Regions from separate parts of the Homo sapiens genome. Here region 2 is linked to region 1. Evidence: chromatin loops called from intact Hi-C (ENCODE). Cell type or tissue: PC-3. All regions are shown on one strand. Links, peaks and the distances in the headings refer to the core of each region. The heading gives the core; the rest is flanking DNA. Region 1 overlaps TGFBR3 (transforming growth factor beta receptor 3). Region 2 overlaps LOC102723436 (a long non-coding RNA gene).

Evidence for each region. Peaks named below come from ENCODE experiments on the same cell type or tissue, not always from the same donor. Only the 100,000 strongest peaks of a DNase experiment are listed, where the experiment ranks them.
Region 2: a loop joins it to region 1, with 2.2 times the contacts of the local background. A loop is called at or near these places in 5 of 110 quality-filtered maps.

What each region holds. Positions count from the first base shown.
Region 1 is chr1:91,689,870-91,706,185 of GRCh38, reverse strand. It overlaps TGFBR3 (transforming growth factor beta receptor 3), which reads left to right. Exons shown (of 17, transcript NM_003243.5): 15 at 8,056-8,097; 16 at 10,407-10,514. Among named protein-coding and RNA genes, the nearest start is that of TGFBR3, 190 kb to the left of the region's middle. In PC-3, for the core only: a CTCF peak has its summit at 5,652 (motif pointing right); no DNase peak of the experiment used is centred there.
Region 2 is chr1:91,549,685-91,566,000 of GRCh38, reverse strand. It overlaps LOC102723436 (a long non-coding RNA gene), which reads left to right. Exons shown (of 5, transcript XR_007066219.1): 3 at 4,431-4,610. Among named protein-coding and RNA genes, the nearest start is that of CDC7, 57 kb to the right of the region's middle. RefSeq lists an enhancer at 9,866-10,025. In PC-3, for the core only: no CTCF peak of the experiment used is centred there; a DNase peak (open chromatin) is centred at 9,660; H3K27ac peaks cover 1,718 bases.

The DNA.
Region 1 (16,316 bases), core at 1,719-9,718:
GTTGCTCTGGTTCAAATGTCTCTGATAATTTAACAATAAGAGCAGCTACCTCGGATTCCATCTGTTACTCGTAACTATTTTGAGAGAGGTAATTCTGCTAGTAATTGAAGGCAGCGGCTTGCTTTTTCCCATGCCAGACAATAATTAGGCATTAATATTGCCGCAGTATAACTTCCAGCAATTCATCCATTCTTCTTTTGAGCCTGGTGACATTTTTCTAAGTAATTTCTCTTGCAAATTAGGTAATTACTTTTATTTAAACTTAGTATAATTGTACTGAAAGTTCAATGTTTTCTTGTATAAAAGTTCAAGAGGAAAGTTTTACCAAATATCAAAGCAATTTTATGAGATTTGCTAATTGAGACTAGATTTTAGTTGAGAAGCATGTGGGTGAAGAAAGTTTATTACTTAGGTTTGTTAAATAAATTGAGGCGGTTAAACTGTAGGCCAGCTTCCCAGGGGCTGTATGCAAATTTGCTTTCTAACTTTGCGCTTACTGGGGTAAGTTTTCTGGCAGGTTTCAGCTGTGTGTGACTCCTCTCACCTTTTAAGTTTATTTTCTTTTGACTCTAAATCATTTATCCTCAATGCAGACCACTGGAGTCTGTGCTTTCTGCCTCAAGGTGAATTGGAATAGTCATTTGAAAAGAGACTGTGGGCTGGGCGCAGTGGCTCACGCCTGTAATCCCAGCACTTTGGGAGGCCGAGGCGAGTGGATCACAAGGTCAGGAGTTCAAGACCAGCCTGGCCAACATGGTGAAACCCTGTCTCTACCTAAAAAAAAAACCAAAAAAATTAGCCAGGCGTCATGGCACACGCCTGTAATCCCAGCTACTCTTTAGGCTGAGGCAGAGAATTGCCTAAACCTGGGAAGCAGAGGTTGCAGTGAGCCAAGATCGCGCCACTGTACTCCAGCCTGGGGGACAGAGCAAAACTCTGTCTCAAAAAAAAAAAAAAAAAGAAAAGAGACTGTGACCATTTGCCTAATTGCATTGGTTTATTTGAATAATAACAGGTCACGAATGTCCTTCCTGTCAGACAGCTTTATGTCTCTTTATTGTAGAATCTGTGACTTTTTGGGTAAAAATTTCCTAACCAATGGGACGCTTCACTGTGCTTTTACTACACAGGTGCTCTTTGAAGGCCATGCCAAAACTCCAGCTCTCTCTGGTCATTTGGTTCATCTTATTTTTCAACACTTGGATTTTCTGGGACAGCAGATAAAGGCTCTGGTTGGCAACTTCACAGCTGGGCAGAGAGCTGCTCTGTGGCCACCACTGCCAATAGCATTGACATACTTTAGTGTTTCTTCTGTGGACAGGAAAGTAGGCAATCAAGACTATAAAAATGTTTCTGGATTCCTCCTCTGGGCCACTGTTTTTAATGGAACCTTCCTGAGCACATCTTTGCCACTTTTGATCTCTAAGTCCCTTGGGAATCAGTGTTGGGTTAGCGTTCTTTTACCATTTAAATTTTTAACAATAGATGAAAGTTTAAAGCTGATGGTGATGATAGTGATGGAGATGAGGATGATGATCTAACATTTGTTGAGCATTTACTTTGTGCAAGGCTCTGTGCTAAATGCTTTATGTGGATTATTATATTTTATCCTCATAGCACCTCTGTATAGTGATAACTTGGCCAAGGGCACACAACATATAAATGGTGGATCTGGGATTCAAATTCAGGCACTGTGATTCCAGAGCCTGTGCTCTTAAACCCTATGCCTTATTCCAGATGGAGGTTGATTCTAGTTTTTACTGAAAACTAGAATCATGTGCATCTATGTCTTCACACCCCTCTTCCTGCCCCACTTCTCCCTTTTCTTTCTTTCTTTCTTTCTTTTTTTTTTTTTTTTGAGACAAAGTCTCACTCTGTCACCCAGACTGGAGTGCAGTGGCGCAATCTCGGCTCACTGCAACCTCCACCTCCTGGGTTCAAGCGCTTCTCCTGCCTCAGCCTCCCGAGTAGCTAGGATTACAGGCACCTGCCACCACACCCAGCTAATTCTTGTATTTTTAGTAGAGATGGGGTTTCACCATGTTGCACAGGCTGGTCTTGAACTCCTGACCTGAGATGATCCATCCACCTCGGCCTCCCAAAGTGCTGGGATTATAGGCATGAGCCACTGCACCTGGCCCTCTTCTCCCTTTTCATACCATATCACATTAGTATTCAAGGTAACACCCCAAATACCCTAATGATTATGAACTAAAAGGAAGATGAAGGATTTTAGGAAAAATGTCTGTTCACCCAAAGGATTAAGATGTTGGGAAATGTGTAACCTGTTTAGCAGAGTATTAAAGTTCAGGAGAAGTTCTGTGATTTTCAGTAGTAACTCAGAAAGCCCAGAGAACATAAATAGTTTATGCATATTATGGTTTATGACAAAACATTTAAAATAGTTGAGGTGGTGCCATCCTACCCTATTTTCTGAAATTTTGAAGTATAGGCATATTAGTGCTGTTTGCCTTGGATTCTGTGACCGCTTTTTACAGCATTTGAGAACACTTGGGCTTATACAGTAAAAATGATTACACCACGTCGGTGATGATTTTTTTTAAATTGTGAAAGAGAGGAGTAACCATTTCTCTGAAACAGTGCACATACACAGAAGAGCATGGATGTGGATGTCATCAGGAGCAATAAATATCATTCCAAAATTTGCCGTGATTTACATACCTATAGATGTGTTTAATTCTTAGCAAGTTAAATGTTTGAGATACTGAATTTTCTCCGTATTTTCACCACCTAACTTTAAAAAATAAAAATGCCTGCATATCTTGGATACTCAGTAAATGTTAATTTCCTCCCCTTCCTCTCAACCTCTCAGCAAACTAGAGGTTTTTTGGGAAGGGAGGGTTGAGGAAGGGAAAGTTGTGAACGTCAGTTGGAAGTTGATCCAAGAGAGGCATTACTTTTTGGAACACATTTGATCTTTCCAGAATAAAAATACTCTAAAGGACCAGCCAGGTTTTGTCCTCGAGCTGAGGTCGAGGTGAGGGGAAACTGAGTGGAAAGATGGTAGAAATGCTTAATTGACAGACCAGGGCATTCATTCTCTATCCAAGAAGGGAAGGAGGGATATCATATTTTTTTTTTTAACATCGTGTATTTTACATTATTTATTTATTTAATTTTGAGAAGGAGTTTCATTCTGTCACCCAGGCTGGAGTGCAGTGGCGCAATCTCGGCTCACTGCAACCTCCGCCTCCTGGGTTCAAGTGATTCTCCTGCCTCAGCCTCCTAAGTAGCTGGGATTATAGGTGCCTGCCACCACGCCCAGCTAATTTTTGTATTTTTAATAGATACAGGGTTTCACCATGTTGGCCAGGCTTGTCTCAAACTCCTGACCTCAGGTGATCTGCCTGCATCGGCTTCCCAAAGTGCTGGGATTACAGGCCTGAGCCACCGCTCCCGGCCAGTATTTTACATTTTAAAACCTTTTTATTTTGAAAAATTTCAAATATATACAAAAATAGAATAAGTCTCAACAATTGCCAATTTATGGTGAATCTTGTTTTATCACTTTCTGTCATCCACTGGATTGTTTTGAAGGAAACCCAGACATTTAATTTAATTTCATCCATACATATTCCAGTATGTACCTCTAAAAGTTAAGAACCATCAGAAGATCTCAAGCAGGAAACTGATGATTAGGTCATTTATTTTTATTTTATTTTATTTTATTTTTTGTATTTTTAGTAGAGACGGGGTTTCACAGTGTTAGCCAGGATGGTCTTGATCTCCTGACCTTGTGATCCGCCCGTCTCGGCCTCCCAAAGTGCTGGGATTACAGGTGTGAGCCACCGCGCCCGGCGATTAGGTCATTTAGGAAGGCTACTCTGAAAATGGTGTGAAGGTTGCATTGCTGGGGAAAGTACTCAAGAATAAAATATACGTGATATTTGTGGTTATTTATTCAAAAAAATATGGTAGGTGTATAGTGGACAAATTATCTTGTCTTTAAGGCCTTTACAGCCTAGTGCAAAGTTTCTCAATCTCAGTACAATCAGTGTTTGGGCTGGAATACCCTTTGTAGTTGGGGGGCTGCCTGTGTGTTACAGGATGTTAAGCAGTGTCCCTGGTCTCTACCCACTACATGCTAGTAGCAACACCCTCCCACCACCAGCCCAGTTGTAACCATTCAAAATGTCTCTAGACGTTTCCAAATGTCCCCTGGAATAAAAATCACCCACCACGTGAGACACACTGGTCTAGTGGCAGGATACAGATAAGTGAACAAGTAATTGCAATGAATATCATAAATATTGAAAGAATCCAGAAAAAGGGTTCAGTTACAGTGACGTTAAGTTAGTAAAAACTCTGTCTTAAATGGGGCCTGCACAAAGACCTCCTGAGTCTCCAGGAGGAATCTTCCTCTCCCCATTCTTCTCTTTGCCAAATGCCAATAGATGTGGGTACCAGTTGGACGTCTTGTTTCACTGTGGGCCCACTCCGTCCTATGGTGCCTAGTACCAAATTGAGCACTAAAGGCCAAAAGCTGTGGTCAGTTACTCATGCATAACCCCAGAAATATCCCGTTTATGAAAACCATGCTGAACAATCTGAAGAGGGGAATTTTGGTTCTAGAGGTAGACCAAAATTTGCTCAGCGTATATGAAAAGATTTAATTCAGAACATTGATTATAGTTTGTCCTTTCTGTAAAGAAATCTTTATTGTTACAGTTCTCTTTACAGCAATAGCTAAGATTCCTTTCTTATAATCTTAATCTTATCCTTAAACCAAAAGTAAATATTGTTGAGTCCACTCTTTTCCTCTCAGCATGCCAACTCGATGGTAGGGTTCCGGTGGAGATCAAGCCATTTTAGTTATACTCAGGGGTTCTTAGGGATTCGGGAAGAGAAAAGTTCGAGGATAGAATTCTTTAACCTCAGTTCTGCAGCTTCTGCTTGTTATTGTTTGTGCTCAGAAATCACGAAGAGACTTCACCCAGGGGAAATGAACAACAACTGTTTCTGTTTAGCTCTGTGAGAAGGCTCCTATTTGGGGTGGGGGTAAAGGATTAGATCATAACAGAAATCCATTAAGAATTTTAAAACAATGCCATCCATCACACAGGCCTTACTATAAAACTTAAACTCTTACATGGGAGGTCTCCTTAGGAGAGAGTCATAATTTTTCAACCGCTTGGGGATTCTGAGTGAGAAAGTTTAACCATGGGTGGTTGATTGGATGGAATTATTCCCAGAAGTGTGTATATTTCTTACATGATGCATCTTGTAGCAACCTTTAAATGCCTTTGAACTTAGTTCAGGGAATCAAATACTACGTCTTGAAAGGAGAAGTTTGTGGGTAGATACTCTTCCTTCATAGAGTTCTTGGGAGTTTAAAATGAGACAATATAAGTGAAGGCCGAAGGCTTTTTGTCTATTGCAAAACACCATACAAATGTACAAATGTAAGGCATCATTGTTGTTATTGGTGCCAATGAGGCTGATGGGACCCAGCTCCCAGGGTAGTGCATTCTGTAGTTAGCGTAATTAGTGTGTGTTCTGCATACTGAATTAGATTTTCTTAAAAACATACAATCATTTTTATTTTCTTAGTAATTGTATTTAAGTATACTTTTGCATATATCCTCATTCCAGGGCCACTATGTTGCACAACTCCAGGGGGCACCATTCAATTGTGGTGGCTCTGATTCATCCAGTAGCATTCCTTCCCCTAGAGCCAGACATTGATAACTCATGTGGCCAGAATGTTGACCCACCCATCGGAGATGGTTAATCCTGAGAATTTACAATTCTGTTTTCTTTTATCCTGTCTAGCTTCTTTATTTTTATAGACATCAATTCAGATGCTGCTTGTTTGGGTCACATTTTCCCAAGTTCTTTTTGCTTCCCTGTGAATTCAGACATAAGGTGTGTGTTCCTTCTGTGGTGAATGAAAATGGAGATGAAAAGAGAGGTGCTAAACATGTATCACTTTTAAACTCCAAAGAGTAGGGTCAAGGTCTGTAGCAGGACTCAGCACACTTTTTCTGTAAGGGACCAGATAGTGATTATTTTTTATTTGTGGCTCATACAATCCCTGTCTCAACAACTCAACGCTGCTGTTACAGCATGAAAGCAGCCATAGACAGTATGTAAATAAGCATAGCTGCATCCATATAAAACTTCATTTATGGAGTCAATTTGAATTTCATATAATTTTCACGTCATGAAATATCCTTTTTTGATTTTTAAAAAATCATTTCAAAATATAAAATTCATTCTTAGCTCATGGGCCATACAAAAATAGGTGGTGGACCATAATATCTCAACCGCTGGTCTCAGCCTCACTGCTGAGGATAATGAGTAGCTGTGCACAAATAGTTACTTCATCAGTGCTTCCCCAGCTAGGGACAGAGCTACGCTCACCAGTCATTTAGCCTGCTAGGCAGAACTCTGGAATTCTGATTCAACTTCTGCCCTGATGCTTTCCAGCTGTGACCTTGGGCTCTAGTCACACGATATCAGAGTCTCAGGCTGCTCATTTCCAAAACAGTGATACAAAATTTTTTTCTGCCTTCTTCATGGCACTGGTGCAAACTGCATATGAACGTCTTCATAGTCTGATTGCTGGTTTCCTCTGTGGCCTCCATTTGCAAAAAGTACATTAACATTTTAATCATCCTTCACCAAACATTTCTGGAAGACCTATTCTATGCCAGTCTGAGCCCTTGGGGATATACAGATGACTGAGAACTAGACCTTGCCCTCACAGCAAAAAAAAAAAAAAAAAAAAAAAGCAAAAGAAAGAGAAAAAGAGAGAGAGAACTAGGAGGTATTGTGGCCCAAGTGTAACAGAGGAGGGATGGAATGAGCAAGGGTGGGAGAGACTAGCTCTGCTGGGATGGAGATGGAACAGTGGGAGACTCAGCAAAGGTCCCCCAGAGAAAATGCCAACAAAGCAGGTCTGGGGAGGAGGGTGTCTTGGGATGGCTTGCAAAGCATGATGACAAAGAGCAGCATAGAGAATTTGGGAAGCTTAAATTACTAAGTATGGGGAGCCCACCATGGGTGAAGGACTCCATCAGGAAAGGAGGCTGGAGAGAGAGGATAGAGAAGGGAGGGAGAACTTTGTGTGCCATGTTAAAGAGTGTGGATTTTTTTCCCTATAAAGGAAGGAGAGTCATCAAGGGGTTTAGTCAGGGTTATAACATGATCAGCTCTGGGCTCTAGAATATTCACTCTGGGGGCAAATGTGGAGGAGGAAATAATTGGGGGGAGGGTAGTGGTGGAGATAAGGGGGCCTCTGTGATAATCCTGATGAGCAATGAAGGGGAGTTAAACTATAGGATAATAGCACTAAGGCTAGGAGAACAAAGATACTTTTAGAAAATGTGTATATTAAATTAAAAGAATATTTTGAAGGCTGGGCGCAGTGGCTCGCGCCTATAGTCCCTCGGCCTTTGGGAGGTCGAGGCAGATGGATGGATTGCTTGAGCCCATGAGTTAGAGACCAGCCAGGGCAATGTGGTGAAATCCTGTCTTTACAAGAAATATAAAAATTAGCTGGTGTGGTGGCACATGCTTGTAGTTCCAGCTACTCGGGAGGCTAAAATGGAAGGATTGCCTGGGAGGCGGAGGCTGCAGTGAGCTGAGGGCGCCACTGCCCTCCAGCCTGAGCAACAAAGTGAGACCCTCAAAAAAAAAAAAAAAAAAAGAATATTTTGAAAGCAGAATAATATTAGACTACACTGGAAAAGCATGGTACTTAAAGGTATTGAATTTTTTTGTAAGTAAATAAAAAGATATACACAAACACACACACAAATTGTCGGACCCAAATTCCCTAAGTTTAGGTGTTTGCCTTCAAATTTTCTTCAAATTGGAGAGCCTATGCAACTGATTGTCAACAAAATGCAATGCTTAAAATTTCTGGGTAACTCATTATAGTTTTGATATCTAAAGAGGATCATTGACAGAGCTTTCTCACAGTATTTATTACCAAATGGAAAAGTGTCAGTTTCTGCTGAGACTTTGATGACCCTTTGCTTAAATCTTGGTTCTCCATAGAATACATTGTGATTTATGTTTTTGTTTCAGAAAAAGGTCCAAGCATGAAGGAACCAAATCCAATTTCTCCACGTAAGTCTTTATGCAACTATTTCGAAATAAAACCTCCTGGGCTTTCCTAAGAATGAGTTGGTTAGTGAACATTTGCCAAACTTTGAGTTTTGATAAGGAGACTTCTGCTCTCATTCCCCCTTCCCCCTTCCCCTTTCCCCTTTTTGCTCATATTTTTTCCTTTCCTCTGTCCTTTGTTTATCCCTGCTTTCTTTTTCCCTTTCACCTTTACCACTTTAAAATATTAATTTGTTGATCCATTGGCATGTATGGCTTGAATGGGAAGGTAGTAACTTATTTAGAGAGACAAGTTAATGACTTGCATGCTTATGTCTGCTCTAACCTGCAAGAATTCACATACAGCCATGGAAGTGGTTTGCTTTAAGTCTTATCAACAATATTTATCTGCTCAGAGGCGTAATGCTAAGGGAACTCATTGCTATACTTTCAAGACAATCCGTAGTGCAAGGGCTGGGGGCCCCAGGAAGAGCATGTAAGAATGAAAGAGAAAGCAACACCAATTGCTGCAGAATAAGGACTTGGAAATTGTCTAGGCCAATTTCATTATTTTATGCAGAAGAAAATGCTGACCCAGAAATATTCCTGCCTCATTGGCATTGAGGCAGGACTTCAACCTGGACTTCCCAGCTGTCCACCCAGAGCTCTTCTAGATAATGTTGTCTTGTGAGGAGAATTTGTGAATCTGTGCTTTTTTTCCTTTCCTAAGATTCCCAGGATTAGTCTCCGTGGCTGATTCACTACATTTAACAATCAGTCTGGAAAGTTCCTTTCACAAAGCACTTCATAAACCATTGTCTTAAGTGGATTATTTTTTTTAAATTATGGAACAATATGAACTCAAACAGAGGCACATATGGACACATATCTATCTTTGGAGATTTAGAATAGTTTCATTAAAAACTTGTAATCATGTTCAATTTTTGCATCTGTGGGTATAAAAAGGCAAATCATCTTCTAATATCAGTTTTAAGGACTAGATTAAATAGGTTGATGGCTCGGTTCAACTTCACCTCCAGGGAGCTCTTCCCACCTCTTCCTCCACCTGACTTCAGCAGGTGACTAAAGCTATCCGCATTTTTCAGAAGGTAAATGAACACACCAAAGAGCACAGGTCTAGAAGAGTGGGGACCAGAACTTGGGAGTTCGGATCCTTCCAGACTTGTTCCACCACAGCATACTTTCCCCGAGCCTTTGGAGTGCTGGGCTGCCCAAAGGTCACAGGAGTGTATGGCAGTCTTCAATGTAAAAAAAAAATAGCTTTCTTTACACTGAAGTGAGTTGAAAGGCAGGGATTTAATTTATACAGAGATCACTGGAGTTGCTTCTGACTGGAGCAGAAAGTAGAAATAATATGATAATAGTGGGGAGATCCTGTATTTCCCACTTATATTCAAAACCCAGAGACCTTAGAAATTGTATTCTACCTAAAACTCCTCCCCCTTGGAAACCAATTTTAACTTTTTATAAGTGACTCAAAGAAGGTAGTTCTCTTAAATGAAAGGAAATGTTCTATTTCTGGGGCCTGGAATTAATTTCAAATATAAAAACCTTTGCCAAATGGAGAAACAATTGGTTCTATTTATATGTTTTGCTGACCATAAAACTGACATCACTCCCCACTGGGAAGTATTTCCGTTCCCCTTATAGAAAGATCATGGTTGGAAAAGTGTTAAAAAGTAGGTTGTTTTAAATGATACAATATGAAGCTGTTAAGATTAAGAGTTTAATATGAGGAGATCGGTGAAATGTTATAATCCACAGGAATAGTTTATTTTTATTCTATATTCTCCTTTCTTTCTGTTATCTTTCATACTTGTAAATGTTCACAAAAATATGTGTATAAAGTATTCTAAGGTGTGTGTTTTCTGTGCAGTGTGTCATTTTTGGAGATGTTCAGTGAATAAGCAGCAGTAAGCCAGATTTTGATCATGGAAGTTCACTTTATTTTCCAAAGCATCTTAACCTGTGAATTTTCAAGCTACCCTCCATTCAAATAGTAGGTCCTTAGAGTGAGACAATGAGATGACAGACAAGATTTTACTGAGTTTGCAAATCTGATTTTTTAGTTAGTTTGTTGATCAAAATAAATTGCAAACTGAGAATACTTTGGAAACCTGATAATTTCATTTAACCTTTGAAAAAAATTTGCAAGTTACAAAATACAGTGTATTTTATTGGAATCTTCATTGCATTCTCCGATTTTATTAGTGCTCAACCTTTATGACAGTGCTTGTGAAACAAATATAAAATTGCAATGCATGATGCAGACTAACCAAAAAGTTGTGTGTATCGGTTTCTCTCCTTTATAGCAATTTTCCATGGTCTGGACACCCTAACCGTGATGGGCATTGCGTTTGCAGCCTTTGTGATCGGAGCACTCCTGACGGGGGCCTTGTGGTACATCTATTCTCACACAGGTTAGTGTGACTGTTGAGTAAGAGTTGGTGAACAGCTTGTGTTCCTGCCACACAATAGACACTCAGTGTTTTGTTGGATGAAATAACGAATGAAAGAGAAAGTTCATTCCTACTATTTTTACATTTACATATTTGGTATAAATTGGGTTTCACAAAAGTATAATTTGCCATAAACAGTGGAAAGAAAAGGAAGGTTTAAACTGTGCTAATTGCGATTGTGATGTTGGTGAAATTTAGCCGCTAATAAAGCTACTTTGTTGTTAGAGTTTAAGGTTAATGCAGACAACGTACAGAAATACAAACCATTCCGTCAAAACCAAAGACTTAAGGATAGGCATATACATGAGAGGAAGTGAAAAAGAAAGCCAAGATTTTATTACCACACCTGCCAAGGTATTGAGCACTGTCCATCAGAGTCCTTAATCAATGACTTAAACCAGATTTTCTCAACCTTTTTTTAACCCATGCTATGTCTTCTTTGATAAAACATAAAATTTTCATGTTTTTCTATAAAGTTAAATTTTCTAAATAGATTTCCATGAACTGAAAAAAAAAAAAAAAGTGATGAAACAGAGCACTTCATTTTCAAGCTATTATCCCTCAATCTTCAAAATTCAGATGTGCTCCTCCCTACCAATCCCAAGGTTGAAACATACTAGCCTGATGAGAGAACCTGTTCTGACCCCAATACAGAATGCAGGCCAGCAAAGGGAGTCTTTAGTGCAATGGAGAAAGAACAAATGGATTGTCCTGCTATTGATTCTTTCTTAGTTTCCTTTCAACTATGGGCAGGAGTGACATGCATTTTGCGGCATTCTGGAGAACTAGAATGTATAAAATCGGTCTTGTTCTTGTTTGTTCTTGGATCCTTGTAGTTTTATACTGTGAACCTAGATAAACTGTGCTAGATTGATCCGTCAGAGGCAAGTGGCAGGCCCAGCTTCTCTGTTTATAATTTCATTAATTGTCCATTAAACCAATGAATGCCATGATCTTTGGCTTCCCCTTGGGCCAAGCTGAAAGGATGGCTGATTTAAAGAGGAAGGAAGTACTGAAGGATATTTTGGAGAGTCATATCTTTACCCTCTTGATTGCTAGACAAAACGTCAAGCTGTTGAGAATAAAAGCATGACACAGTGATCCTCTGATAGTTAAAAGTGTCAGATTCAAATCAGAATTTTCACTTTAAATACTACATCTCCTGCCTGAGGTATTTTAGATTACGCCAGAAGGAGAGGAATGGACTCTTTCATGCCTAGCATGGGACATTCACCCAAAAGGCAACCTCTTGGCAAAAATGTAGAAGACTTGAATAGAGAGACTTTGAGTCCTCAAATGCTTGTTCCTAGTCAGGATACTTTGAGTAAAGTATGTTTACGTGAAAGATTAAAAAATGACTTCTCATAATCCTAGCATTTTGGGAGGCAGGGGCGGGAGGATCACTTGAGCCCAGGAGTTCAAGACCAGCCTGGGCAACATAGTGAAACCATGTCTCTACAAAAAAACACAAAAACTAGCATGGCGTGGTGGTGTGCATCTCTTGTCCCAGCTGGCTGAGGTGGGGATCGCTTGAACCTGGGAGGTTGAGGCTGAAGTGAGCTGTGATGGTGCCACTGCACTCCAGCCTGGGCGACAGAGAGAGAAGTTGTCTCAAAATAAATAAGACTCCAGTGTCATGATTCTGGAGTATTATATAACCATCTGTGAATCAGTTTAGGAGGATTCTCCCTCATGAACAGTTTATAAAAGGACCAGAAAGACAGAATTTAGCAGAGCAGCATTTTAAAGTAAGTAATTTTGTCGCAGGAATACCGACATGTTCAGATCTCAAGCTAACAGTTCTTTGCAACTTTTCCAACCTCCTGCCTGGCTGAGAGGTTCTAGGGCTGTTGGCAGCCTGTGTTGGCTGTTGGGAGTGAGTTTGAAAGTCCTCCAAGAAGACTGGGTCACCCACAGATGTTTACCATGTGCCTGCTCAGCCACTGACTGGCCTTGGTCACACAGCTGCACTCTCATAGCTAATCTTGGGCCAGGAAGCCAGGTCCAGGCAGAATATAGGGCAACCAGATAATACTCACTACTGGAACATGCCCCACTGAAATCCCCCCAATAATCCAGACTGTTACCCACAGCCAAGCACACAAACCTGATAAAAAGCAAAACTTGGTGGTATGGCATGTATTCATCCTCATTGAATTTGGAAGTCTGTTGTTACTGATCCTTTTTCCCCCAAGCCAGAGACTTCAGGAGGGCCTTTCAAGTACTGTTAATGTAGAAATAGGTTTGTAAGTAAATTTAAGAAAAATGAAACCAAAGACCTCCCTCCTGTGATGCTTTCCAGCAAAATGAATTACACTGATTCAGAAGGTAAAAGGTTTATAGACACTGTCATTTGGGCTTAAAATCCATTGGCATGACTTATGAGACAGCTTCAAAATTACTTTTTATTAAAAACTGTAGCCTCTGGTTCATTTTATAGATTGCTCTTGAGGAATACCAGCATCATACAAGCATGAAGAAGACTCACTTCAGGACCACATGATAGTTCTTTTCCAGAACCCCTTCAGTTTGTTACCTGGGTCAGCTAGCAGCAATTTAGATTAATAAGGAAGATTATAATGCAGTGGGCAATGGGGAGAGCCAGGATACAAATACTGACTCAGTCCGTTCAATTTCAACAGTGATTGAAGCTGTGGAACTCACAGATCGTATATGCTGTATTTGGGGGTTCAGATAGCATCTGCCTCTGTGTGAAAAACAATCCTTAATTTGAATAACTTTTCCTTTGTTTACGCTTTCCATTCCATGTGCAGCACGGAGCACAAAACCAAGTCACAAATTTGGATTGTGGATATCTACTTACATACCTGGAATGTGTGTTACTCTACAAAGACTGGGTTCCCACTTTATCATATGACAACTCTGGGCACAATAAGAGATATTCCCTTAAGGCTGGATTAATTCTGTTTGGAAAACTCCATTCCTAAAACTTACATTCTCTCCTAAGATGCTGTAGAGAGGAGGGGTGCTTGGGGGCTGAAATGGTGCTGGAACCATAGAATGTTCATGCTCCTAGGAACCCTACCTAGTTCAGGGGTCCCTAACTTCTAGTCCATGAAGGTCCCTAAAGTCACATGCAAAATCTTATCTGTTTTTTTCTTGAAGGGAGGAACAAATGCTTTTATTTTTATTTTCTAGTAAAACTTTTTAGCTTCATCAAAGTAGTACATGCAAATAGTTTAAAGGTTGAAATAATCCTACAAGACTCATTATGAAAAAAAAATCACACCCCTACTGTCCTTACCTTCTTTTCTCACTCCCCAGAGCATTATTTTTGGCGCTTAGCTCATCCTTTTGGATGTTAATCCATACTTCTAAATAACCTGAGTATATTGCTGCTTTTTGACTTTGCAGGTTTACACCTTTGCTCTAGACCTCCTGTTATGGAAAATGTCCCCTTCCCCCACCATCCTCTTAATAGAAATATACTGACATTTTGGTTAGAGCAGCATTTACTGTTTACATTATTATGACTACCTAAATGCTAATCACAGTTAACTCATGTAGTATAATATCCTGCATGACTTTTAATTTTCCCTAGAATTAATTATTATCTTTCCCCACCCTACCCCATTAGCTTAATTTTCTTTTCTTTTTTTTCTTTTTTTTGTTTTGAGACGGAGTCTCGCTCTGTCACCCGGGCTGGAGTGCAATGGCGCAATCTTGGCTCACTGCAAGCTCCGCCTCTCAGGTTCCTGCCATTCTCCTTCCTCAGTCATCAGCTTAATTTTCTATGTATTTATCATTAATTCTTCTGCTGACCCTGCCAGCTGTCTCAATCTCCTTTTAATACATTGAGACATATGGAATGTTCTACTGATTCCTTTTCTTCAGCTCTTTCCTGGAGCCTCTGACCTGCTCCTGTCTGAACCGGTTCCCTCCATTTCTGGACACTGCTGTCTTCCTATGATCTTCTTCGCTACCATTCTGTGCATTCCCTTCACTTCTCTTTTGAGTTGTGGATGTCCTGTGTCATGTATCTCCTGCCTTTCTTCTTCCTGGTTTAAAGCGTACAGAGGACGCAAATGTTTTTCACACCTTGCATGTCTGAAAATATCCTCATTTAACAGAAACACCTGGTAGACAGTTTGGCAAGGTACAGAATGTTAGATTATAGACACTTTTTCCTTCGGACTTTTGAAAGCCCTCCTCATTGTCTTCTAGCTCTGAGGATTGCTGTTGAGAAGTTCAGAGCTGTGCAGATTCCTGATCCCTTTTGTATATAACCTGTTTTTTCTTTCTGGAAGAAATTTTACAATGATATCTCTTGAGTTAGGTGTATGTTTATACATTATGCTGGTCACTAATTGGGCCCTTTCAGTTTAGAAACTCATATCTTTCAGTACTGAGATTTTTAAGAATGATTTATTTTTTTCTCACCCCCTTTTTTCTGTTTTCTCTCATTTTAGAAATCATTTTATTTGAAAGTTGAACCTCTTGTCCTTTAATTTTCCTTTCTTTCCTGTTTTCCATGTGTCTGCTTTCTTTATTTTCTGGGAGATTGTCTCATCTTTATCTTTCAGTTTTTTACTGAGTTTTTAATACTGGCTTCAAATTTTTTAATTCCAATAACTTTTTTAATTCTAATAACTTTTTTCCTGTGAATTTCTTTTCTTTTAAAAAAAGTTCTATTCTTGTTTCATGGGTGCAGTATCATCTGAGAATATTAATATAGGATTATTTAAGAATGAGGAAAAAAAAAGAATGAGGAAATTCTAAGCTGTGGGTGGGATGTATTGATTGTGAACTTCTTTAAGATGATCTGACTGGGCCATTTTATTGATGAATCCCTGATACCTCATCATTGGATCTTTCCTCTTTAGCTCTTCAGGCTTCCATAAAATATGTTTTTTTGCCTCCTGCTTGAAAGGTATAGGACTGGCTGTTGAAAGACCATTATAATGGGCACTGATAAAAATAAACTGACATGGCAACAAATTATATTTGGCAAATAGACACCGGAAAGCAAATATCCAGACTTCCCGGCCAGGGTATAATCCTGGCGCTTTTCCCGAATGCAAATAGTGAAGCGCATGGCAAATTCTGCAGGAGACAAATTTGTTACAAAGTAGGACTGGAACCCTACTTTCTTGATTCAGAGTTTCACTGTTGCTAGATGAGGCAAGGCCATCTGGCTTTATCTCCTTTTAGGCTGAGCAAAAGAAGCCCAGGTGAGCCAAAATACGTATTAATATATGTTTGCCGAATCCCCCCCTTTTGAATGTGGTACTCTTGCCCTCAAATGTGCCTGGTGTTGATCATTTCTGGAACCTTCAGTTTCCTCCTCTTAAGAGAGTAAAATTCCCGTCTTCTTCCTGGATTAGGAAGGGCAGATCTCAGCCCAGTGGAGCGAGGGAGGAAATGTAGAGAACTATTCTGCTTCTCATATAGTTCAGCCAACCCCTCTTGCTTATAGCCATATGTTCAAGGGAGGTTTCCAGAGGTGCCTGATGCCACCATTCCCTGAGTTTTTTAAGGGTTCGGCGACATAAATTGCTTGTTTCTCAGTTTTTCCCACTGTTGGCTTAGGTTTCGGCTCTCTTGAGTCTGCCAAGTCAGTTGCTACTCACCCATTTCCTCACCAGCTTCCAATATATTTTATTGCTGTTATCTTTACTTTTGTTATCTTTGTTTTCATGTGTTTATGCCTTTAAAAGTCCATTTACTGTCATTCTGGTAAGATTTGGGAAAGGAATGCAAGTCAATGCCTTTAAATGCACTATCTCTATGCAAAGTCGTACC
Region 2 (16,316 bases), core at 5,303-13,302, 140 kb after region 1:
CCTCAGGTGATCCACCCACCTCAGACTCCCGAAGTGTTGGGATTACAGGCATGAGCCACTGAGCCCGGCCTAAAATTTTATTCAGCTTTTAACATCTGCTTCCTGCTTCACCTCCTCCAACTTTACTGCAGTTGGGAATTTTCTCTCCTTTTCTGAACTCCTCAGTCATGGTCTGATCACACCTTGCCTTAAATTGAAGTTATTTGTGAATATGTCTTTCTCCCCGACCTACCTGAGAGCTTTTCCATGCAAAGACTTTGTCTTTTTCTTCTTTGTATCTTCCAGAGCTTCTAATGTTGAGGCTCAGCATGTGCTTGAGTAAATGAGTGAATGAATGGGCCCCCACAGAAATACTCCCTCATTGCAAGCCAAATTCAAGTCACGTGCAAGCCAGGGAGACCTGTGCCCAGGCGCAGGCCCTGGTTAGGCATTTCTATAGTACCACACATCTCTGATGAAGCCATTTTCTCTTGGATTCCCTGGGAAAACATCCCAGGCATGTACAATAAAGGTCACCCCTCTGGGCAGTGGAGTGTCTAGCTGAATTTATGTTTCTACTCTCAAATGCCACAAAGCTAAAGTATAAATAGGGTGGGGCCTAGAAATAAGAGGAGATTGTGGTGTGAATGCCAGCAATTTAGAGCATTGAGCCCCCTGCCCTTGATGCAGCCAAAGGGCACTGCCCACTCTCTATAGGACTGTTGTTAAGGGCCAAAGGGTGTCATGTGAGTGTCAAAGGAAAGTTCGCATTTCCATGGAAGGCCCAGGGGCCAAGAGAGAGGTCAGGAGCGTCTGTAGGGCTTTTGTCTGACTGTTCTTTGTTCAAACCCACATGTGGCCCTATGTTGATCTCACAGCTCTCTGCATGTGTTGCTGGGTGGATGAGAATGCTGTGCAGCTGGACCCTGAGTAATGGTTCCGGCCTTCAACAAGCTCTGCAGAGAAGCTAGTTTAGACAGGGCTGCATTCTCCTCTCAATTTCCAATTTGGCAAAGGAAACTGCATATTCATCAAGTCAGAGGAGAGTTAAGGGCGTTGCCACCAAGTTCCTCTCCCTTCCCACATGTGTAAGTCATGAAGGAAAAGTTCTGACAGTGTTTTTCTGTGATGCCAATTCATGGCTTAGGTGTGTCAATGCCAGCCTAGTTCCTGGTACAGGGTTGGTATTATTTTTAAACTGTGTATTATGGAAAATTCTAAGTATGTACACAGGTAGATGAATACGCAAGATTTCAAACATCTAAAACAGTGCTTATCACTCAACTTCAACAGTTATGAACTCATGGTTAACATTGTTTTACACACACCCCCACTCACTTCTGTCACCTCATTTGCATTATTTGGAAGCAAATTCCAGACATCATATAATTTTCTCTGTAAGCAGTTATGTATGAACATCTAAAAGAGAACTAATTTTTTTAAAGGCACAATACCATAATCACATTTAAAAAATAACAACAAATCCTTAATCTCATCAAATATCCAGCCAGTGTTCAAATATTAATTTCTCATAAATGTCATAATTCCTTTTAAAAAGTGTCCTTATTTGATTCAGGATCCAAATAAGGCCCACACGTTGTGATTGGTTGCTGTGTCTCATTATGTTTCTTTTGATCTATAGATTCCACTCTCTCTCCCACTCTCTTTCTCTCTTTTAGTACCCTTGAAGAAACCAGACTGTTGGTCATGTAGATTTTCTCACAGTCTGGAGTTTTCTGACTGCAACCCTGTGGTGTCATTTTACTTGTTGCTCTGTTCTCTGTTCTTTCTGTAAATTGGTAGTTGGATCTTGGGCTTGATATGCTTCAGGTTTGGTCTTTTAAAAATTTTTTGGTAAGATTGCTTCATAGATGGTGGCATATTCTTCCATCAGGAAGTATGTAATATTTGGTTTCTCTCTTTTGTGATACTAGCAGCTGTTAATGATCAATTTCTAGATCCATTAATTCATTAGAAATTGCAAAATGGTAATGGTGGTATTCTAATTCAACCATTCCTTTTTCATTTTTAACTGTAATACTTCCATAAAGAGAAGAGGAACTTCTCCTTTTCTGTTACTTGGTTACCCAGTACAATTGTTCATATAGAAAAGGCAGGACAAATGCTCAATTTTTTTTTCTTATTTACCAGTATTCTTAAAAAAAGGATTCACTAGCCACCTTCAAGGGTGGCCAATTATTATCTTTTAGAATCATCATGAACTCATGATTTAAACGTATTTGATGCATTTTAGTCTATTGCAATTACTGTCATTGATTTTCAAATTACCTCATCTTTGGCCAGTGGGAATCTAAGTTGGCTCTTTAGTCTTTTGATACAATTCTGGTAGTTTTTGATAACTTCCTTGCTATCTACTATGACAAGGTATTCCAGGCACATCTTGTACATTTCCTGTTCTAAATGTGTAACCAACCATCTATCCAAAGAATCCTTGTTCCTTTTAGTGAGAAATGGCATTTCTGGAGCTCACTCTGGGCCCTGGGGGTGCTGTATGCTAACTAGGCAGCCATTGGTGCTAGGCCTTTTTGGTAGACAGAACTAGGAAATATGTTTATGTCTTAAGATAACATCCAACATCAGTTCATATTGATATTTCCAATTCAAATTCAGAATTGCAGGGATTTTGCTTAATGTCTTCAATCCTATATTTCCTTTCTCTCAAAGTTGAGAATCTTCATTTTTAAAGACACTGGGAATTATAGATTATTACATAATTATGCATTTGTTCTATCATAAAACACACACACATGCGCATCTCAGAAAAACTACCAACATTTTCCCCAACAATATAATTCCTGAAAAGAGTTTAAGTGGTTTTTGTTTATGTAGTTATTGTCCCTATTGTATATAGGGACTTGCAGTCAAGTTGAAGGTTTAAGTCTCATGGAATAATTCCCCTCTGTGTGGCTGTGCAAACTATATTCATGTTTAGGATAATTTATTTCATTTTATTTTCTGGAATTCCTTTTTTAAAATATAATTTTTTGGTAATTACAAAAAATATTTACGTGGTTCCAAAGTCAAATCTACCAAAACATATTTAGTGTGGCTTCTATTCAGATCTCCTCCATTATTTCCTCCTGTCTGTTAAAAGTAATCATTGACTTTAAAATTTTATTATTTATTCTTCTTTTTGTTTTTTTAAATGCACTACACACATACGTTTCCTTTTCTCAGATATATATATATATACGTATATATAGACAATTTTCTCTACTTTATTTATTTAGCTTATTATATCTTGAAAATCATTCCATAGTGGTATATACAGATACTTTTTCTTCCCTTTTCTAATGTGTGTATATGATGGGACTCAACCAGTCCCTTTATGGTGAACATTGGAGTTATTTCACCTTTGCTGGCAAAAAATAATACTAGTCGGTTACCTTTTTTTCAACAATATATGTTTGGATTAGATTCCTGAAAATTAGGTTGTTGGATTCAGAGTAGCTTGTTGTTGTTTTAAAACAATCTCAAATTTAAACTATAGTACAAAGAACATATTTTTTCTACACCATTTGAGAGCAAGTTGCTCTCAAATGTCCCATCACCAGTGGATATGTTAGTGTGTATTCCCATAAACAATGACATTCGCCCATGTAACTGCAATACAACTATCAAAATCAGGAAATTAATGTTGGTACAATTCTACCTTTTAATCTTTGGACCCCATTCAACCTTTACTGATAATGTCCTTTAAAGCAAAAGTATCCATTTTAGATTCATGCATTGCATTTTTGTTTGACAGAGACATCTCTAGTCTCTGTCATTTTGAAACAGCTCTCTCTTTCCTTTACTTTCATGATGTTTATGTGTTTGATGATTACAAATCAGTTATTTATTGCATGTTCCTCAGTTTGGGTTCATATTGGTTTGTTTTTTTTTTTAAAGTTGTGTAGGATTAATGTTGATCATGTTCTACTTAAATTAGTCTCAGGACCTTGGCTGAAGGGGTGGGCCAGGATAAAGGGAGAGAACTATCTCCACAAGTGAGGGGCCCATCCCCTTTGGAAATGTGTTTATCTTACTGTACACAAAGGGTCGGGGTCTTTTTCATGGAGAGTGCGAGTGTGGGGAAGGAAGCTGAATCCCCAGGAAGTTCTGTCAGATAAGAAATCTGTGACTCTGTAAATTCATCTACTTCTGTGTTTTTGTATTGCTCCTCCTTAGCTTCCTCCTTAATTTCAGTACAATTATTTGAGGGGGAAAAAATCCCAGCTTTGTTTCAGCTGAAATAAAGGGAAAGGAATTGGTCAAGAGGGCTGGTTAAGAGAGGGCTGCCCAAGGCCAAGTAGGGTGAGTCCATAGCAAGCACTGGATGGGTAGCTACTAAGTAGACAGAGTTAAGAGCTCCTCTTTCTCCCCTCATACGCTCGTCCCTCTGCTATAGGACCTACCGTATTGAAACTGTTGTGTTTTTCTTCTCCAAGGAACTGTGGATGCCTCCTGAATGGGAGCTGCAAACGATTATCAGAGTCAAGCAAGAGGAATGGCAAGGCATGTGCTGAATAACATCACATTAATATGGCTCTTAGCTACCTAACCCATTAGGAGCCATAATTAGGAGAGTTTGAAACAGACTGCAAGCATCTTCTCCAGAAAGAAGCTAGGTAAGGGCACACATTGATATGGAAGGAAAGGGGTGGGAGTATCTGTAAGAAGGACCTGGTGAGGGGTGTTTCTACTTGATGGGGTTTTTTTTTGTTTTTTTTTTTTTGTTTTGTTTTGTTTTGGTTTGGTTTTGTTTTTTTTTTTTTTTTTTTGAGACGGAGTCTCGCTCTGTCACCCAGGCTGGAGTGCAGTGGCGCGATCTCGGCTCACTGCAAGCTCCGCCTCCCAGGTTCACGCCATTCTCCTGCCTCAGCCTCCTGAGTGGCTGGGACTACAGGCGCCCGCCACTATGCCCGGCTAATTTTTTGTATTTTTTTAGTAGAGATGGGGTTTCACCGTGTTAGCCAAGATGGTCTCGATCTCCTGACCTCGTGATCCGCCTGCCTCGGCCTCCCAAAGTGCTAGGATTACAGGCGTGAGCCACCACGCCCGGCCTTTTTTTTTTTTTTTTTTTTTTTTTCTGATAACAGATCTCGCTCTGTCACCCGGGCTGGAGTGCAGAGCTGTGATCATGGCTCACTGAAGCCTTGACCTCTCAGGCTCAAGTGATCCTCCTACCTCAGACTCTCATGTAGCTGGGACTACAGGCATGTGCCACCACACCCAGCTAATTTTTAAATTTTTTGTAGAGATAGAGTCTCCTTATGTTGTCCAGGCAGGTCTCAAACTCCTGGCATCAAGTGAACCTCCTGCGCTGGCCTCCCAAAGTGCTGGGATTACAGGCATGAGCCACTGTGCCCAGCCTGATGCTTTTTTTTGTCTGGTTTTTTTTTTTTAAAGATCTCTCAGCAGAGTAATTTTATTTAAACTGAACTTGAAGAGAGAAGGAAGAGAATGGAAAGCAGGAAGTTAAAGGTTTGTGATTGATTTCAAGTACAGGATGCAGGAGCCCTCAGAGGGGCCTAGTTAGCCAGTACTCCCAGGAGCCCCTGCAGCCCAAATCTAGCCAGGCTTAACCCTGGGACGATAATCTGAGCCTACCTGACAGGTTGACATTTTGGTGAGGCATGGAGCAATTTACTTTAGCTGCATTGGTTTTCTTTTCTAGGGGCCGGGTGCGGAGGGGTGGGGGCGGGTAGGGGTGGTGAGGAGGAGTAAAACCACACATCCTTAGTTTAATCAAGGTGTTTGTGGTACTAAAGACAGAGCAGACATGATTTCCCCTAAGGAGGAATGGTGGTAGTTTGGGGGATGCTGTCTGTGTGTGTCTGAATTGGGCCAGAGCCCTCAAATAGACTGAGTCCTTTTGTTACTTGGCAGGAACTCCAATCCACTCATCAAGGAAAAATCAAGGTGCACCTTCAAACAACAGCTTTGAGATAATCTCAAAGATTTAAAAGTCAATATTTGCTTATAGGAACTCTATGTACATTCCAGACACTTCATACTTGGGCCTTTTAAAATACCTTCTTTCTGATAGGGTCTAGCTTGGAGCTCACCACTAACCAGAAGGTCTCCATTTTTCCATCCTCCATCCCATTCTTTGGACTAAGCATTATTATATTTAGCCCTCTAATGATTGGTATCAGCTTATAGTTGGAGTTGTCTTGATGAGAGAGTTTCTTGGCATGATTCTGTTTATTGGCTTATCATTTTATGAACTGGAGAGAAACAGCACAATTAGTGGAACTTCTAGATAAAAAAGATTTTGTTAAAACACTTGAAATTTAAAAGCCCTTTTTGCTTTGTAATGAGTTCTTTGAAAGATAATCTGTTTGGAGCCCTATGGGGTTTCCAAAGAAACATGCAGCTTTGAGGGCAAATGCTCTCTGTCTCCTGGTCCCACAAGCGCACATTTCTCAGCCCGCACATTTCTCAGCCCGCACATTTCTCAGCCCGCACATTTCTCATCCCGCACTCTAGCTGGACTCTTCTGCTTCCTAATGCAGTAATCAGATATTTTGGTGGAGGAAGTTTTAAAGCCTAATCATGCTGTAGTGAGGAAGGTGGGATTTCTTTCATTGCCTGCAACTCAAGGGCACATTTTCCTCAAAAACCATGTATTATATTTTGGCTTCTCACGAGATGCCCAACCCATTGCTATGAAAGGGCCCCCAGTCTCTGCCCTTGGGGAGGTTACCATCCAGAGCAGAGGAGAGGCAGCCAGCCAAATAATTTACACGTGTGGTAATTGCAGTAAACTTTTACTAGTGTTGTCAGTACATTCAACACATTTATTACATTTATTGAGCTCAGTGACTGGGAACACAAAGACAAATACCAACACGCATCCAATCTATGCCACATGCTCTCATTGTGCCATTACTTTTTTAGTTTGGTCTCACCAAGCAATGAAAAAAAAAAAGAAAAAAAACACTGCCAATTGTAACATAAATGCACCCTGATTTCAGAGACATTAAAAAGTGGAAATTCTGTATCTTTGAATGAGATACAGCAATCCCTTCCAGATTCATCCTGGAAGACAGGTAGGGAAACAATCACAAAGCAAGGTAAGAAGCCCTGTTAGAGAGGTCTGAACAAAATTAGGAGTTGGTCCAGAGCCAGGAACACCTGATGCTTCCTAAGAAGGAAGGTGGTAGGCTTCACAGAGGAGGCGACATTTGGACAAGATCTTAAAGAATGAATAAGGGGAAGGGAAGGATGGGAGGGAAGACAGCCAAAGATTGGTTAATGGATACAAAAATACAGCTAGATAGGAGGAATAAGTTCTAGTGTTCTAATAGCAATATAGGGTGAGTATAATTAACAACTATTTATTGTATATGTTTAAGTAGCTAGAAGAGCAGATTTTGAAAGTTCTCAACACAAAGAAGTGATAAATGTTTGAGGTGATGGATGGATATGCTAATTATCCTGATTCGATCATTACACATTGCATACATGTATCTAAATTTCACACTGCACCCCATAAATACATACAACTATTATGTATCAATAATAATAAAAGCAAAAAAAAAAAGTAGATTCGTGATGCCTAGGATTGGGGAGGGGGAAGGGGGATGGAGAGTGACAAAAATGTTTTGGACTTAGACTATAGTGATGACTGTATAACTCTGTGAGTATACCAAAGCCATTGAATTGGACACTTTAATGGGTGATTTTTATGGTATGTGATTTATATTTCAATAAAAATGTTCTTCGCAAAGTTGAAATTAAATAAAAAGAATGAATAAGGATTTGCAGGTGGAGAAGATAGGGCATTCCAGGCTGAGGAAATTACATGTGCAAAGGCAAAGAGAAACAATAATCTTATTCAGGACTTCAGCTGTATCTCTCAGTTTAATGTTCACAATAATATAAGTTAGGTTGTATTATTACTTCTTTTTTGTAGAGAAGGAAACTGTAGGCACAGTGTTAGTAATTTGCCCAAGATCTCTTGGCTGGTAGTCAAGAAATATTAGCTATTGTTATGATTTCAGTACAGTCATTTGGGCCATTGTACTAGAGCTGTGCTATTCAATATGGCAGCTTAAAATGTGGCTAGTACAAATTGAGGTATGCAGTAAGAAAAAAAATACACACCAGATTTTAGAGACTTAGTACTCAAAAAGAAGATGTAAAATATCTCACTAATTTTTAAAAATGTTAAGTACACGTTAAAATGACAATATTTTGGATATATTTGGTTAACACGTATATTATTAAAGTTAATTTCATGCTACTCTTTACAACGTTTTCTGGGAAAAGAGTTAATTCCAACTGTTTCTTTCCATTTTTTTTTTTTTGTAATTGAGTTACCAGAAAGATGTTAAATTACATCCATGGTTTATGTGATATTTCTGTTGGTCAACACTGTTCTAGAGCATTCTGCTATGAATTGGCTTGGTGAGGGTAAAAGGTGTGTGAGGGCAAAGGAATGTATTTGCACCCACGTTCTCTGCACTCTGCTGCTGGCATCTCTGTGTGCCTCACCTCACTTGTGGGTGCCTCCCTGTCACCTGGCCTCTGAGGTTAAGTAGGTTGCCCCAGGCTCCATGGCTGCAAGTGGTAGAGCTGGGCTTTGAACGCAGGTAGCCTAGCTCCAGAGCCTGCCTTTGAGTTCCAGAAATGTGAGTGATTTTAGGTAGTGACATTCAGCACGTGGAGAGTGGGGTCAGCTTGTGAATGTATTACCCCTTTCAGGAAGCATGCATGTGCACATTTCCAGAGGCCTCTGAGGAGTGAGTGAAATGCTGGGAATTTCTGGCATCAGTGGCAAGGTCTCCAGGAAATACCTTCCATCCTAAAGCAGTCTCCTGTGAAATCTGAGCTGCTTGCACATTGCGTTCCAGGGCCACCAGCTTTTGGCCTGTACTAGTGAAATTCTGCCTGAAGCCTAAGTCCCGAGCAAGGATCCAAGCTCCTTTGTACCCTAAACCTGCCTGCCTGTTAGAACATCACTGTTCTAAAATCGGCCTCACCCTCCATCCAGCCACACACATCCTGGCTCTCATTCTACCCCATGCACTTCTATGCACCCTAGCCTTTCCTCTATGCTCCCACTCAGCTTATTTGATATTTCTTGTCTTGCCCACAAGGCCAACTCATCCTTGAAGACCCAGCTCACACATCACCCTCTCTACAGCCTTCCCTAACTCCTTTAAGATAAAATCTATCACTCCCTCCTCTGTTCCACATTGTAATTCCAGATAACTATTTGTCTATGTCTCTGTGGCCCCCGCTTGATGATGTGCTCCACCTGGGCAGTGGCAGCATCCTGCCTGTCCTAGTCTATCCTAGCAGTGCCTAGTAAGTGTCTGCACACATAAGATGCTCAACACCTGCTCTGGAACTGAATTAGATGGAATCACATTTAAACAACTGAAGGAGAAGGATGACAGCTCGCTCACAATTGGAATTCCCCTTTGCAAATCCTCAGGGAGACTAATTGCTCCTGCTCTTGGCCTGTCTGTTAAAATGCAGGATTAAAAAGAGAAACAGGTAGCAGGTTTTTTTGTTGTGTTTTGTTTTGTTGTTTTTTTTTTAACTTCTGAAATGAGTATTACAGAAGAAAATCATGCAGGAGGAAAACCATGATAACTCATCAGCATGATTCAGCAATGGGGCACACTTCAGAGGAAAGGAAGATTGGTTTTGCTCATAGGCTCTTTATCTGTGAAACGCAATCACTCTCCCTCACTGGTGTTTCATGCTCTGACGTCTTATGGTTTGAGGCACGATCAGGGGCCTATTTCTGTGACACCTGAAGGCTTTACACTTGCTTCTTTTGCTTCTCACAGCAGCCTCATAGAGTGCAGTGAATTTTTTCAATATTTTCATTGGTCTTACAGTTTTGTCTTATAGATTTGCAACTTGTGACAACTTTTCCCACCTTCACATGGTTTGATGATTTCCCTTCACACCTACTACTAATGGTTACAATGCTCTGGATCACGCCTCGTGAATCATCGGTGTCTGTCCTCCCCTACCACAGCCAGGTGCTGACAGTAACAACTAGGTGCCGGCAGTATTTTAAAGATGGCAGTATGGCCTGGAGGACATGCCACAGGCCCTGAAAAGGAACCTTGAGTTGGACCCAAGAGCCAGTCCCCCAGAGGTCAGGTGCACCAGAGGTCAGGATCCCTCCCTTGCCTCACAGGGATACCCTGACCACTCTGCTCCCACTCCCCATCTCTCACTGAAGGATTCATGTCTGATATGTGTGGATGAGTTATCCTCCCACGGGTGATCCTGCCCCACCAAAATCAAAGTGACTCTTATTCTAAGAAGCAAAAATTTGACCTCACAAACACACTGCTGTTTCATCCGAGGAGCCTACCCCATCCCCTGAAATAATATTTTGCACAAAACTTTCAATTAATTTACTACAATGTCCAGCAAAGATCCAGCACTTTAAAGCCGGATGACTCAACAGGAAGAGCTTTCAGTTTTCTTCCTGATTGTAAGTTTGTAGCCTAAATTTTTGAGTAGGTACAATTTAGAGAAGGAAGGCTGCCTTCTGCTCAGGATAAACAGGAAATTTGCCTATACAGTCAGTGTGAAGAGCTGTGTAGTAGAATGATCTGCCGATATTTAGCTTCTATTATAGTGTTCTCCTCATTCTTCCTTCTCCATCTCCCCCTCCAGCTTCTCTTCTCTACTAAAAAAGGTGTCAGAAAGTCTGGGAATACAGACTGTCCTAAAGCACTGCAAGTAGTTCCCTCCTCCTGACGGCAATAGAGCCCCCTAGAGACCATCCGGGTGACCAGTATGAAGAAGTCGGTGGGTAGCCCTATTTGTTGGAAGTGAGAAATAATGAGAACTTTTTATGTTTCAAAGATGGAATAGGAAAAGTTGTCAGACCTGCAATGTAATAGTCCCAGGGGATGAAGAGTATACAGAAGTTTGGGGTCTATAGGGCTGGACGGCCTGATACAATCTGATGCCACCCCTCTGGATGACTGGATCTTTGCAGAAAGGTCACATAAGGGACTGAAAGTTAGTACTAAGAACTAACTTTCTGCAGTTCTGGGAACTTAAGCAAGGGGCCATCTTGGCCAAGCTGAACACAAGGTTGATCATTTTCCTGAAGAGACCTTGCTGTGGTTTGAATGCGTTCCCTACAAAATTCATGTGTTGAAGCTTAATCTCCATGTGATGGTACTGAGTGGTGGGGCCTTTTGGGAAGTGATTAAGTCAGGAGAGCTCCGCCCTCATGAATGGATTAGTGCCTTGTAAAAGAGTGTGAGGAACTAGTTTCGGTCCATGTTGCTCTTCCACTCTTCTCCCATGGGAAAACACACTGTTCCTCCCCTTCAGAGAATAAAGCAAGAAGGTGCCATCTTGGAACCAGACACTGAACCTGCCAGTGCCTTGATCTTGGACTCCCAGCCTCCAGAATTGTGAGAAAGAAATTTCTGTTGATAATAAACTACCCAGGCTCAGGCATTTTGTTACTGTAGCACAAACAGACTCAGATAGACCTTGAATAGCCTGTGCAAAGCCTTGAACTAACATCATCTGAAGGCTCAAGTGGGCACTTTCCACAGCCATGTGGCAATGATCAGCAACATTTCCCCCCCTGGAGTGTGAAAGTCAGGCTGACCCTTCTTTTTGAATTATGTAAACCTCTGGGATTTTGGAAAAGTTATGGGGAGACAGAGGGCCCCAAGACGGAGAGGCTAGACTTTCTGCTAATCCCACAGTCTGATAAACCATGGGAACTTAGGCTACTTGTTTTGTGTAAAGAAGCTAAATGTGACAGTATTTACCCCCTGGGTTTGTGGAGCAGTCCTGTTGATTACACTCAGGATACATGTATACATAAGCAATTGAAAATGAGGTTTCACCACCAGCCCAAAGTTGAAAGCTGGTGAAGGGGCTGATCCCCAGCCTCTGTCTTGATGGTTCTGGGATTCACTGAGTCAAAAACACACAGCAGAAGCCACTTGATAATGTATTTTATACTTATAACAAGAAGCAGAAATGATCACTCTCGGGGGAAACAATGCTAAAACAAAACAAAATAAGAGCTTGAGCTTTGAGACAAGGTTTGCCACAGTCATTCTGCATGTAAATAAATATTTCCCTACAACTTACTCTCTGCCATGCACTATGCTAACTACTAGGGAATAAAATGAAAAACAAAGCAGACATAGTCCTTGCTCTCTAGTATTAAGGTAAAGAAATACGTTAATCAAATAATCACTCAAATAAATAAATAACTGCAGTTAACATTGAAAACTAATTATCTATTTTCAGCCCAATTAATTTCCAGCTAAGAAACAAGACAGATCAGCCTCTATGTATAAAGCTCAAGATACAAAAGAGTTAAGCCCTACATGTGGCCCTGTTAAGGCTGTCCCAGGGGGAAAAGAGGGACCCATTCATTAGTCCCGGGGCAATGGGTTGGTTCTTCCTCTACTGTCATTTCAGAGAATGTGCATTCCCTCTGGCATCCTGGCTGGCCCGGAAGGTCACTGCAGGCTCAGGATGCCACAAATACAGGATTGTTCACTTTCTTTGGCTGGGGAACTGGGCTGGGGACCAAGCTGGCCCACAAATGCAGGTTTTCCCACTTTATTTCAAGGGCAGCCAACTTCAGGGCCTTAAAAACGGGCTAATGGCAACAATGAGAGTGATGGTGAGGGGAGCCAAAGTCAATGCCATCGACAGGCCATGTTGCCTTCAGAAAATTTCCCAATCTTTGAAATAACTACAGAGTGATTGCCAGAGTGACTCAGAGGGGAGGAGAGTTGGAGTGACTTTGGCTACTAAGGTTGTGTGTTGAAATAATAAAAGGAATTTCCTAGGGATCCCCAATCTAGTCTATTTTTTAACAGTGTAGTTTCAATTTCTTCCTATAATTCTTAGGCATACCTTGAATGAATAGAGAATTTTCTGTTAATTAACCAATTCAATACTGATTAATTCTAGTTCACTCTTTTAATAGACGTAAGATCTTAGGTTACAATTAATCCATCTTTCATTTCATCTAACCAACAAACATATTTAGTGCCTATTATATATCAGACTGTGCTACAGTCGAAGAGGGGCACCTAACCCAGACTGAAGAGGAGAATAACAGAGAAGGGTGGCTTCCTATAGCAGAGATAAAGCTTTGGGGGTCGCCAAATTTCATGCCATCTATCACTTCCCAAGCACATGGGAAACTACACTTCCCAGACACCCTTAGGAGTCCTTAGGTTGGGGCCACATGACTGGATATCCAATAGGATAGAGCAGAAATGATGTATGCTACTCTCAGGCCTGGCCATAAAATTCACTGTGCAACTGTCCATGTTCCCACTTTCTTTCCCTTCTGTTGTAACCTCTGAATCCAGATGGCAGCAATATAAGATGAAAACAATAAGGATCTCTAAGTCACTGCTTAGAGGAGAGCCACAGAAGGACTATGGGGCTTATTTGCTATAACCTAGCCTTGCTTACTCTAATATGTACTCTGTAAAGGTGGGGACATCTAAGTTTAGTACTGAAGAAGAAAATATCTAGGCTATGTCAGGTAAGATGACCAACTTTGATGATCTTATTCCAGCTAGATGGGGAAAATAAAACTATATCAAAAAATAGCCAGCTTACCAAGCAAAATATCTTGATCAAATACTGAAGTCTTGAATGAACCTCAGTTTTCTGCTTGGGAACAACTGAGTATTGTGGTTGTAGTCACCAAAGTAAAGACTGTAGAAGTTTCCTGGAAAAGTCTGATTCATAGCTGAGAAAGTTCTAACAAGAATGTAGGAAGAAGTAGTAGGTTCATTGAAGGAATCACTTTCTAATCATAAAAATGGATCATCCAGCTCTTGACCCTCTGAAGTTCACAATTTAATGAGGTAGAATTGAGGAGATCAGAGGCAGAATGTCATGTTTATTCAAGTCCTAGAACCTTGGATCCAGAATTTTTCCTCTTCCAGGAAGCCTCTTCTACTCAAATGTTAAACATGTCTCTGCTTAAATGTTGCTTCCTTAGGGAACCTTTCTGACAGCTTGATATAAAGAAGTCATCCAGTTACTGTCTGTTGAATCTCCCTATTCTAATTCTCTGTGTAGTGCTTCCCACTCTCTGATACTTTTCTTGTTTATGAATTTTGTTTGTTTGATTATTGGCCATCTCCCTTCACTAGAATAGGGGAAGGAATACTTTGTTCATGTCTCTCTCTAGCATGTTTCCAAGTGGCTAGCACATAGTAGGAGCTCCATAAATGTTTATTGAATAAATAAATAATCCCAGGAGGCTAAAAAAGAATAAAAAAGCAAACGTTTTGTTTTGAGATAGATTTGTAAATATACTGAATGGCCAAGTTGGGATGTGTCTCAAATGAGAACTACAAGATGGCATATTTGTCATTCTGCATCAAAGAAAAACCAATGTCAATTGGCATCAATATCTTGACTCTTTTTTAAATTAAATTTTCTCAAGTGGTCACACGGGAGCAGGTCTATTTCTGGAGAATACCTTTTTTAGACTCAACAAAATCCCAGGGATGAACACAGTTTTGATATAATAGAATTTGTATACACTAAACCCCTTTATTGCAATATGTCTCCAATCGTTTGATGCCCTAGATGCAATTATTGCTTTAGAAGCTAAAGTAAGCAAATTCTCTTTTCAAAAGGAATATGAATTCTTGGGCTTGTGCCTCCACTTCCTGATCTAACTTCTCTGGACCCTGAGGCATGGGCATTGTAGAACTGAGTTATCAGATTTTAAGAGCATGTAGGGGGTCTGTTTTGTGACTTAATGTTATCTTCAGAAAATCAACTAAAATCTGTTTAAATATCATGTCTGAAATAAGTGTAAAGACTAAACGGATGTGGTTACAATCTTGAAACTAGAAGCTATAGCCAGAAAATAGGTCAAGAAAAAAATAGACACAAATTGCCTGGATCTTGGCCATAAAGGTCAAGTACTGCTGGTCACAAAACAAGGAGGATTCTTCAGAGAAACTGAGGGACTCACATAATAGTTCTAGTAACAATTACAACAACTAACATTTATTTAGTGCTTACTATGCGCCAGGCACTCTGCCAAGTGCTTATCATATATCATCTCATTTAATTCCTTGGAACATGTGCCGCTGGGGGCCATATTAGTAATTTCTATCTACCTGTCAGGAAACTGAGGTTAATTACTGCATTAGTCCATTCTAATATTGCTATAAAGAAATATCTGAGACTGGGTAATTTATAAAGAAAAAATGTTTAATTGGCTCATGGTTCTGCAGGCTGTACAGGAAGCATGATGCTGGCATCTGCTCGGCTTCTGGGGAGGCCTCAGGTAACTTACAATCATGGCTGAAGGAAAAGGGGAAGCAGACCTGTCTTACATGGTGGGAGCAGGAGCAAGAGAGAGAGAAGGGGGGAGATGCTGTACGCTTGTAAACAACCAGAACTTGTGAGAACTCACTCACTATCATGAGAACAGCACCAGGAGATTGTGCTAAATCATTCATGAAGGACCACCCCCATGATCCAATCACCTCCCACCAGGCCCCACTTCCAACACTGGGGATTACATCGCGACATGAGATTTGGTGGGGACAGATCCAAACCATATCAATTATCTTGCCTGAGTACAGACAGGTTTTCCTGACTCTAAAATTCAAGCTATTAACCGCAGTCTCTCCAACTTTAACATTCAAATTTCCCATTGTGAATGTCTGAAAAATGCTTACAGTTCTTTTTTTATTATTATTATACTTTAAGTTTTAGGGTACATGTGCACAACGTGCAGGTTTGTCACATATATATACATGTGTCATGTTGGTGTGCTGCACCCATTAACTCGTCATTTAACATTAGGTGTATCTCCTAATGCTATCCCTCCCCTGTACCCCCAATGCTTACAGTTCTAGAGTGACCAAAAAAAAAAAGTGAAATAAGAAAACATATAGATATATTTTATTTGAATCATTTTATAATAAAGAAGATGAAAATGTTCAATTCAGGAGACAGTATGTGGTATAGTGGAAAAAGTAAAGTGTGCCAAAGTCTCTGTGCCCTGTATCCTGCCATAACCATTCGTATGATTCCAATTCCCTCACTCACCTTCTGTCTCAGTTTGCTGATCTATAAAATGGAATGAATCCCTACCATATATTTTGCAGTCCCGAGAAATGTTTCTGAAAGGCCTAACAAATGAAGGATTCTAATTTAGGTGGTCTAAACAGTTTTAATACATTTTAGGACTTTATTTCACCGTGGCCCACCCAGTCACAGAAAAGAGAAATGCCACAGTATAATCCTCATCTGTGCCACAAGAAACTTAAGTCAGTCTCTGTGGCCTATATTATATTTTTTCTCTGGCC